2 separate regions of the Homo sapiens genome follow, and region 1 is linked to region 2. The links are chromatin contacts, found by Hi-C in ENCODE. All regions are on one chromosome and are shown on one strand. Each heading gives the region's core, a stretch centred on a gene start or an enhancer-like site at or near the end of the contact. The rest is flanking DNA. Distances are from core to core; before and after follow the strand shown. Region 1 holds the start of TMED3 (transmembrane p24 trafficking protein 3). Region 2 holds the start of NPTN (neuroplastin).

Region 1 (5,234 bases), core at 784-3,283, 5.7 Mb after region 2:
GCCTATTAGATGTAAGAGGATGCTTGGAGGAGAACCGAGGTGTCCCAGCCAACAGCCTGCATGCTCTGACTAGAGCTTCTTCAATGTCAGCTCCTCCCCTGAACTTATGCAGGTGTTTTCTTGGAACTTAAATGTAAGACTTAACATTTAATCCGGAGGAATTTATTTTGATTTTTAGAGATGGGGTCTCCCTTTGTCATCCATGCTGGAGTGCAGTAGTGCAATCACAGTTCACTGTAGCCTCAGACACCTGGTGTCAAGCAATCCTCCCACCTCAGCATCCCAAGTAGCTGGGACTACAGACCCACACCACCATGCCTGGTTAATTTTTGTTTGTTTGTTTTTGTAGAAACGAGGTTTCACTATGTTGCCCAGGCTAGATTCGAACTCCTGGCTTCAAACAATCCTCCTGCCTCAGCCTCCCCAAATACTGGGATACAGGCATGAGCTATGGTGCCCAGCCCGAAATTTCTTTTTGTTAGTCTTAGCAGAGCACTCCACCTGTGCCAGGGCAATCGTGTTTTTTTTTTGTTTGTTTGTTTTGTTTTTTTGAGACGCAGTCTTGCTCTGTCGCCAGGTTGCAAACTCCACCTCCCAGGTTCAAGCAATACCCCTGCCTCCCTGCCTCAGCCTCCCGAGTAGCTGGGACTACAGGCACGCACCACCACCCCCAGCTAATTTTTGTATTTTTAGTCGAGAAGGGGTTTCACCACATTGGCCAGGATGATCTCGATCTCTTGACCTCGTGATCCACCCGCCTCAGCCTCCCAAAGTGCTGGGATTACAGGCGTGAGCCACCACTCCCGGCCAATTGTGGTTTTATATCTGTCATTTATTTCTCCACTTAGTTCATCTAGATCAGATGATTATTACTTCCATGTTTTCTATCAGTTCCTAAAAAAAAAAAAAACGTGAAATAGGACCGTGCCAGGGAAGGAAGCTTAAGGGACACTACTAAACACCTCTTCCATGCCTGTCACTGAGCCAGTCAATATTATTAACTATGTTATGCATGCATGTTATTTCCAAGCCTACAGATTGCTTTCACACATTAGCGTGTTCATCCATAGTGAATGTGGCCAGCGGAAATCTATATGGGCAGTAACATTCTTTCCTGAAGTCAAGATATACCACGTCTAGTAATGCTCTCCTGAATAAGTTATTTATTGAGTATCGACATCACAATCTACGTCTTTTCTCTTTGTTTATTGGATCACAGTGAATATAAAACTATACCTATAGTTACGATTATACAAAAGAATCTTAAGTCAGTGGTCATGGGTAAGACAGTAAACCAATTTATCTGCTTTCAGAGCTTTTAAGAAGTCAAAGTGCAAAAATGACAGTTTTGTGCAAAAAGAATTTTCAACGAGCCTGACAGCCAAAATATACCTGAAGTCGCTGCGAGACTTTACTTGGATTTTCATGAGATCGTTTGTGTGTGAGCACGCTCGTGTTTTTCCCAGAGCAGGTGTAATGATGGGTCTTTACTTACTCTCCCCACTCCCCACCCCCTTCGCACACTCTTTCACCTTGGGAAGGGTATGGGAATGAAGAAAGGAGTGTTAATCGGGTTCCCAGCGTTCCCTTATCTTTCACCTAGCTCCCTAACTACTGTGGATGTTAGGTTTGGGCACACCCATTTCAAGACAAGGAGACTGGTTCTCGAGGGAAGTGTGAGACTGAAGTTACAGAGCCTGTCAAAAGCGGAGCCTTATAGAGGGAGTAAAATCCCACGTGCTTCGTGCTGCAGCAGCTGGAGGGTGGACCTGGGTCGACCTGGGGGGATGCTCAGCCCTGCGGGTCCGGGAGCGCGCAGAACAGCGGGGAGGGCTTCTCCCTCTTCTGGGTAGGGGCGCGCTAGGTGGAGCCCCACCTCCCCTCCGCGGAGACCCACCCTCCGAGCCGGGAGAGGCGTTGCGGGGGGGTGGGGGGGGCGTGTCCCCTGGCGCAGCGCGGCCAGCGCGCACGCGCAGCGGGCGGAAGGTGCCCGGGCCCACTTTGAGCGCGCGGCTGCGCACTGAGCCGCCGGCCCTCCCGGAAGCGCAGAGCTCCGCTGGTGCCACGTCTATCCCCTTACATCCTCCTAGGACCCGGTCGGTAGTCGTCGCCCCAGCCCGCCGGGGGCGCAGCGCCCGAGCCGCGGCCCTCGAGACGGGACCGAGAGCATCATGGGCAGCACTGTCCCGCGCTCCGCCTCCGTGCTGCTTCTGCTGCTGCTCCTGCGCCGGGCCGAGCAGCCCTGCGGGGCCGAGCTCACCTTCGAGCTGCCGGACAACGCCAAGCAGTGCTTCCACGAGGAGGTGGAGCAGGGCGTGAAGTTCTCCCTGGATTACCAGGTGAGGCCGGGCGCCCGGCAGCGCTCCCTTCTCCCTCCACTCCCAGGTCTCACCTGGACACTGGCTAGCCCCTGACTGGAGGCGCTCGAATTAGCCACAGGCTACAGGGAGGCTGCATGGGGTGGGAGTCCCCGGAGACCAGTTGACTTCCCCGTGAGGAGGAAGGTTTGGGTCATCAGGGCCCACCCGAGACGAGCCTGGCCAGCGAGGAGGTAGTCAGCGCCGCAGGTGCGAGCCCGGGATGGGGACGCCAGGGCGGATCCCGCAGCCTGGGGAGCTGGCCAAAGAGATATCCGCAGGCCCCCGAGACACTAACCAACGGCAGTTCTGATCGGCTGGACACAGGCTCTCTAACCCCAGTCTCTTAGACCACCTTGTGCCTTCGAGTACTGAAAAATGGCAGCAAGAGGAAGTGGGCTCATAGTTTTAGTTTATTCCTCCCCTCTCCAGCGTTTAAAGTTGGAGTGAGGTGAGGGCAGCAGAAGTGAGAATGGGCACTTTGGAAAGGAGGGATCAGTGCAGCCATTGAGGCCTGGCGGTGTTTACAAGGAGCGGTGTGGCTGCAAGACTTGGCTCTTGCCATATGGCTTAGAAAAGCTCAGTTCCTGTATTCCTGTCTCCTTTGAGAGATCCCGTGGCCCACAGGTGACAGGAGCAGGTCTTGAGTGAGTAGTCTGCCCCGATATTTAGTGAGCAGGTCTAGGGTTGGGGGCCAAGTGGGCATCATACTCAGACAGCTATCTGCTTGTGGACGCATGCTGATAGGCACTTCAGAAATGAGGGGCCACGGGCAGCAGGAATGGGGGCAAGCTATTTGACCAGTTCCTCTGTGGTTAGAGGCACTGAAGGAAGCTTGCGCTTGGAGACAACTTCTATGTGGTAGTCTCAGTCACTGATTTGTCCACTTTCAGGTCTTTGTGGACAACATGCAAATTGTGACTGGGTTAACATGGGCAACCTAGGTGCAATGACAAAAAGAATGATAATTCTGTGGTTGCAGGGACCTCAGATGTCATCTGGTCACTGCCAGGGCGGAAATCCCTTGTCAAAGTGTGTCCAGCCTGGGTTTAAACACACTTAGCAACAGGATACTCACTGCTTTTTGCAAAGCTTGCTGAGCAGGACTAGTAACTTTTGTCCGGACAAAGAGGCCATTTAAATTTGGAAGCAGATGGAGGCCATTGACCGTGTCCTTTGATGGATCTTGGTTATAGCCATTGCCTACCTGTGAGATTTTGCTTTATGTGGGTCTTATTTTTCTTATGTTACAAGGAGAGTTTGAACTAAATGATTCCCAAAGACTCTTCCACCGCTGACACTCAGAAATTCCATGAATACTTCGATCAATATTTTTCTTCTCCTTGCATTCAGTCATTAATAATATATTGTTAATAGCTACTTGACCCATTCAGCAAGCCAAGAATGACCCTTGCTGGTGGGGGGAGGGGGAACACCTGTCTGTTATTGGAACGGAGAAGCAGGAGGTGCAGCATGCATGCTCTAGGGTGGCCCCCAAATCAGATCCCACATCTCCACTGCAACCCCAGGGGGTTAGTTTGCAGTCTGACGATTGTCCAGTAATTGGCTGGCACTTTTGGGGCCCTTGCTAAATTTATGTTGGACACCGTGCTAAACACTTTAGGTGTGATAACTTATTGACTCCTCACTTCATGGATAAAGACATATCCTCAGAGAATAAAGTAACTTGTCTAGGGTCACATGGCTAATGAGTGGCAGTGCCCTAAATCAGTGATTTGCTGTGTGTCTTGTGTTAAGTATTGAACAAAGATAAAGAATCGGTGGCATCTAGTTGCATTGGAATAGTTTCTTGGACATCCCTCCTCATCTTGCTCTTGATTTCGGGAAGCTTTATCAGCACCATCTCAGGAAGAGCAGTTATCCTGGGGTATGTTCATTCATGCTTCAGAATAGTGCAATAGGTAAATGTTTAGGCACTGGAACCAAAAGCTCTCAAGGCAGATCTCATCTCACCACTTTCTCTTGTGTAACCTTAGGGAATTTACTTAACCTTGGAACCTCAGTTTCTTCTTCTGTAAAATGGAAAGGATTAGGCTCATTGAAACCCTGCAGAGCAAACTTGGGAGTCAGGCAGGCATAGATTCAAATCTTAGCCCTTTCACTTTCAAGCAGTGTGACCACAGCCAATTTATTTAACCTTGCTCAGCCTTAGTAAAATGAGAAGTGGCGTAGCACCTGCCTTAGAAAGTTTTGAAGATGAAGTGACAGAAATGTTTGTAGAGTCTGATCACAGTGTCTGGTTGGCATTTGGTAAGTGGTGGTTGCTCCTTTGATAACAGCAATTTTTTTATGGTTGTCAGGTCATCACTGGAGGCCACTACGATGTTGACTGCTATGTAGAGGACCCCCAGGGGAACACCATCTACAGAGAAACGAAGAAGCAGTACGACAGCTTCACGTACCGGGCTGAAGTCAAGGGCGTTTATCAGTTTTGCTTCAGTAATGAGTTTTCCACCTTCTCTCACAAGACCGTCTACTTTGACTTTCAAGTGGGCGATGAGCCTCCCATTCTCCCAGACATGGGGAACAGGGTCACAGCTCTCACCCAGGTGAGTGAACATTAGCAGTTCGGGGCTGCTGAACCCCCTAGCGTGTTCCTCTTCATTGGCCTCTGTCTAGGCTGGTGGTGGGAGTCATCATCCATCCAGCTCCCAGTCTGGAAGTCTCAGGGTTGGTTTTGTCTCTTTCTTCATACCTAGTCCTAAAGGATGCCATGCTCTTCTTTCGATCTTCCTTTCCACTCTCTAACCAGGTCCCTGCAGTACTTTCCTCTGACATTCCTGTCTCTACTCTTTCATTCCCACTCAGTCTTTTGCACAGTACCACTTTCGAAGTACCTGTGTCATGTGTCTCTGC
Region 2 (4,856 bases), core at 2,071-4,570:
AAAATAATGCTCCTTTTTAAAGGATAGTAGTAATAGCTAACATGTACTGAGACTCAGGCTGAAATCTAAGCGGTCATTATCTCATTTAATCCTCACATCATCCCTAGGGAATGGACATGATTGTAATCTCCACTTTACAGATGATGAACTGATGAAACTGAAGTTTGCATTACTCAAGATCACTCAGCTACTGACAGCTGGAACTCAAACCTGAGTCTGTCACCGTCCAAAGCCTGCACTCTTGATCATCACATTATACTGCTTTGTTTACACTCACTCAATTGCAGTCTAATGCTTTTGAATGTCTTATAAGGTTACTTTTTAGAACAAGTTCCTCTTTAAACTACCATTTTGATGATACATATAGAAGTCAACAAATAAGGATTTTACTTGGAATTGGTCTTACAAGTTTAAATTCTTGGATGAGAAACAAAATCCATCTGAATGAAAGCCCTGAATGTCCACAACAATGGGTCAGAAACTCACTGGAGCTTCAAGAGACCTTGAGAGTCATACAGGCCAAATTCTTCATTTTAGGAATAATGAAACAAATGCCTTTTGAAAAACATCTATATTCAATCTAAACTACTACATTCCCAATTCAGAGATACTTGTGAGTTTTTTTCTCCAGTCATTTAAATAGAAAATCTAACATTTCTAACATTTCAACATCATGCACAAGCAAGGTATCCCTTTTTGAAAGCACTGTAAGAAAACACAAACTCCATGACATGAAGTCAGATCACTGCAGGGCTATTTATTACCAGCTGAAAGCTTGAATATTATAATAAGACATGTTATATAGAAAGCTATAAAATGGCATCCATAACTATAGGAACTCAAACTCAAAAATAGCCATCTCTTCCTTGAATTAAATTTACATTCATTTGGGTCAACCAGCAGCTCAGCTTCATTTCATCGGTCATGTCATGTGACTGAATTCAAGCTCATTTCAAGGGAAAGGCCGTTCTATGCTGTATTTAGAACACATATCACTGAGCAGACAGATGAGTCTTTATAGGCCTATCCAGAAACCTTGCTTTAGTTGCTAAGAAACTACAATTTTACCGTATTATAAATCATTGGAAAAAAGCTAAGCCAGCAGAGATTAAACATGTTAAGATCAAGAATCTCTCACCTATTGTGCAAAATGAAACTATGCTATTACCATAAACTGAATAGCTAAAATTAGCATTAGGCTTCTTTAAGTCATGTTGACACAGTCGAAAAACTGATAAGACAAATAAGACTAACTCTACCCTGCCTTCCACAGTGGACTCATGCTTAGAGGAAAACAGGAAAAATACCCAATACACTTAGCATATTCAATGCTAGAGACAGAAAAAATGTTTCCTTCCTGACCCCTGCAGTGATATCCAAGGCCATGAAGCACACATAAAATTTGGTACTACGAACACATATTTAACTGATGGATATTGTCAATCCTTTATTCGTTTTAGGAATAATGAAACAAACTCTAACATTCAGCATTTTAAACCCAGTTTCTCAAAAAACTCCACTGGCTCTATCACTGATTTTTTAAAATTTAAATTGCAGCCTCTCTAATAAGAGTAATCATAAATTGTTCTGGCCTAACAATAAACAATGAAAGATTAGCAAAAATAATTTATAGTTCACTCTCCAGTACTGACTTCTCATAAATTCCTTCACAGAAAAAATATTCTTTAACCTCTTAATGGCTGTTTCCACAAGGGCAGAAACAGGTTCACAATCCTAGACTCACTTGTGAAAGATCAATTCAGCAGCTGAATGCTAACACATGTCTTCAATCAGAATCTGCTCTGTTTAGGTCCCTATGCCCATGATTCCCCACCACTTCTCCATCTTCTCAAAGGAGCTTCAATTCAAAACCCAGTAATTCTCTGCTTTCTACTGTACCACCTCCCAGGGGCCACTTTCATGTTCCTCGGAAATAACGTCTCTTCTGTCTTGAAACTTTTAAATCTCAAAAATCCACTTCCCCATCTCCCTGTCGCCAGTCACTGCCCTCAATCCCACCACTGCAATTAGTTGCAGCTATGTGTCCCTGTTTTCCCAAAGGCCCGACCAATATCATACAGCATTTGCCACATCCCAACTCCTCCCTTCCCTAATTTATCCTCCACACTGCAAACCAACATTACACCCCCGACTTCCTGCATTTTACTCCCTTCCCTTATTTTTCGTCTTCCCCCACCCCCATCTCTATACCCAGGCCTCCTTACTTCTCTAATAAATATTCCCCCACCTCAGTTCCAACCCTTTCCCTCCATCCTCTGCTCATTTTCCTCTCCTTATTTAGAAACTCCTTTTTGCTCTCCCAACCACTACCCTAGAATGCCCAGCACTCCACCCTCTTTAGCAAACCCAGCCCTCTTCCCCCAGCTCATTTGGAGACACTGCTGCTTCTCTCTCCAGGTCCCCTACTGCAGTCAACCCACTCCCTCATCTTCCCACCCACCTTCCCTCTATCCCTAGATCCAAGGTTCCCTGATTCTTTACCCCCTCCTTTGGTCTCTAGTACTCAGCTCACCATTAGTGTTCCTCAGGACTCTCTTCCCCCCAATTTCCCCCTTATTTTTAAGGATGTCACCAGTCCTACGGGGCCTCAGTAGAATCCTGGACGACCCCAGCTCCCGGGGGGCCTGACGGACACCACCATCCCCGTCGCCCGGAACACAAACGCCGGTCTTGTGCCACCCTCCCTAAGAGCTGCGCCCCCTCCTCATCCGCCCCCGCTACTCCAGCTCCCCACGTCGGCTTCCTCCGTGTCCCCTCGCCGACCCGGCACGACGAGCCCCACGACGTGGAGCCTCCGAGTGGGCAACACCTCGGGCTCACCCCGGACGCCCCCGCCGCTCGGATAGGAGCCTCCGGTCCTCACACCCGCGCCTCCTCAAACCCGCAGCCGGTACCTCCTCTCGGACCCGCAGCCCCTCAGACGCCCACTCGGCCCCCTTCCCCGAGCTCCAGCGTCTCCTCAGGCCAGAGCCGGGCCCCCTCCGGCCCCGGCGCCCCTCAACCCCCGCCCGGCCCGCCCCCGGCGCCCCGCTTACCGTTCTGAGCGGCGCCTGGCCCTGGGAGGAGGGAGCCAGAGACCAGCAACAGCGAGAGGGCCAGGGCGCTGGGCAGCGACGAACCCGACATCCTCCCTAGCAGAAGACCCAACAGCGAATGGGCCGGGGCCAGAGCCGGGGCCGGGGAAGGGAGGGGAGGGAGGGAGGGGGCGGGCGAGTGCGCGAGGGAGTGAGCGAGGGAGGCAGCCGCGGCTCGGCTCCGTCCTTCCCCGTCCTCCTCCTGCCGCCGCAGCGCCCAGGCCTCGCGAGACCTTCGCTCCGGGTCGTGGGCGGCTGAGGAGCGACCGCCGCAAGGATCGCGAGAAGAGGCGGCTCCGACGGAGACTCCCGCCCCGCGGACTCGGTGGCCCCGCCCCTGCAGAGGCTGATTGGCCTAGCGCGAGGTAGGTCACGTGCCGAGGGCGCCTCTGGCCATGTGACGGGGCGAGGCGGGACTCCGCTAGCTCTCTGGGCAGTGGGGAGCTGGGAAGTCCTTCAGTTTACTCCTCTGTGGCCCGGGAGCACCCATAAATAAGAGGAAGCTTTGGAACACAGTACATTTCCTCCACCCATCCTGCCTTTCATTTGTTAGCGCTCTTGGCTACAGAGTTTCATACACCGTGCCTCCTTTCCTCCTTCCTCTCTTTGTCCCCGTCCTGCTGTTTCTTCCTTCTGGACTTTGAACATAGACCTCTACTGGTAACTGGCTCCAACCTCCTTCTCTCATCTGCTGTTTTTTCCTTCCAGGAAAAGTGGTGCGCCCCCTGTGCCCCCGTTACCTTGTGCTTTCCTGCCTGGACATCTGCTCCCTTTGCCTGAAATGTCCTCCTTTGCCGCCTCTGCCTACTCCCCCTCCCACCCCACATCTGGGCCTTATTTTAGCTTCATAGACTCTCAGGGCCTGAAGTTCAGCTAGCCTAATTGCATGTTCATTGACACAATTCTACAAGGAAGTCGTGTATGAACTTACATGAAGACTCCTAAGAAGCGTCTTAATGCGGAAAACATTTATTGAGAACGTGCTGTGTGCCAGGCACATAGTGAAACCCACATGAAAAGGTAGTCCCCGTCCTCATGGAGTGCACTGCCTAGGCTAGCAGAGGAGTGAGGAAGGGTCAAATGGCCCCATAGGAAAGGATCTAGCAAAGCACTCTGGAGGGTGATTGGCAGTGTGGTTACTACTGTTTGCATAGAAGTTTGGGAAATGCTCTTTTTAGGGGTATTTTTTGTACTACCCTCAGGGCTTGTGGTTGGCAAAGGAATTTCTATGGCTTAGCTCATCCCTGACTCACAGCAGACGTCCTGGGAGTGTCTGTGGAAACTCTGAGGGGCCAAGTAAACAGTCCTGGTGGCCTGACTTGATTTAAAGAGAGGGTTTGGAGGACCTGGAAGAAGGAGACCCTCGCAATCTCTATCAAGCTAAAGTGGTCTGGAACTTTCAACAGGAACTGAACAGCTGGTGGTTCCAGACCAAAATTTCTAGCAAAGGCCAGGACCACTATGGCATGTTGTTGATTGAAGTGAAAACTATGTCCTTCAAAACCTCAGGTGTGTGAGTGACAAAAAGATTGGCATGTACCTTCATCTGGACAAAGGCCATTCTGCAGACAGCCCAGTAAGGAGGGCTACAGGGCTGCCTGTGGTGGGATCAAGATTTTCAGCTGATGGAAGCTTTGGTTGGATGCAACCATTCTGCCTCATTATAGCTGTAACAAATGTGGCTCTTTGATCCTTACAACAAGAGATTCTTACAAAATGATCATGGTCTTTTTGTGGATAGGGAAGCTGAAGCCAAAGGAG

Evidence for each region. Hi-C counts contacts between places; a loop is a spot of excess contacts on that map. Pooled maps may share reads with other maps.
Region 1: a loop to region 2 is called in a map of CD8-positive, alpha-beta T cell, with 17 times the contacts of the local background. The contact joins the promoter of TMED3 here to the promoter of NPTN in region 2. A Hi-C loop is called at or near these places in 2 of 168 maps with a recorded cell type or tissue (CD4-positive, alpha-beta T cell and CD8-positive, alpha-beta T cell) and 4 of 50 pooled maps.

What each region holds. Positions count from the first base shown.
Region 1 is chr15:79,309,079-79,314,312 of GRCh38, forward strand. It overlaps TMED3 (transmembrane p24 trafficking protein 3), which reads left to right and starts at 2,034. Exons shown (of 3, transcript NM_007364.4): 1 at 2,034-2,339; 2 at 4,679-4,927. The coding sequence starts at 2,172. RefSeq lists silencers at 1,878-1,927, 2,138-2,207.
Region 2 is chr15:73,630,069-73,634,924 of GRCh38, forward strand. It overlaps NPTN (neuroplastin), which reads right to left and starts at 3,321. Exons shown (of 9, transcript NM_012428.4): 1 at 3,057-3,321. The coding sequence starts at 3,147. RefSeq lists silencers at 2,838-3,097, 3,178-3,477.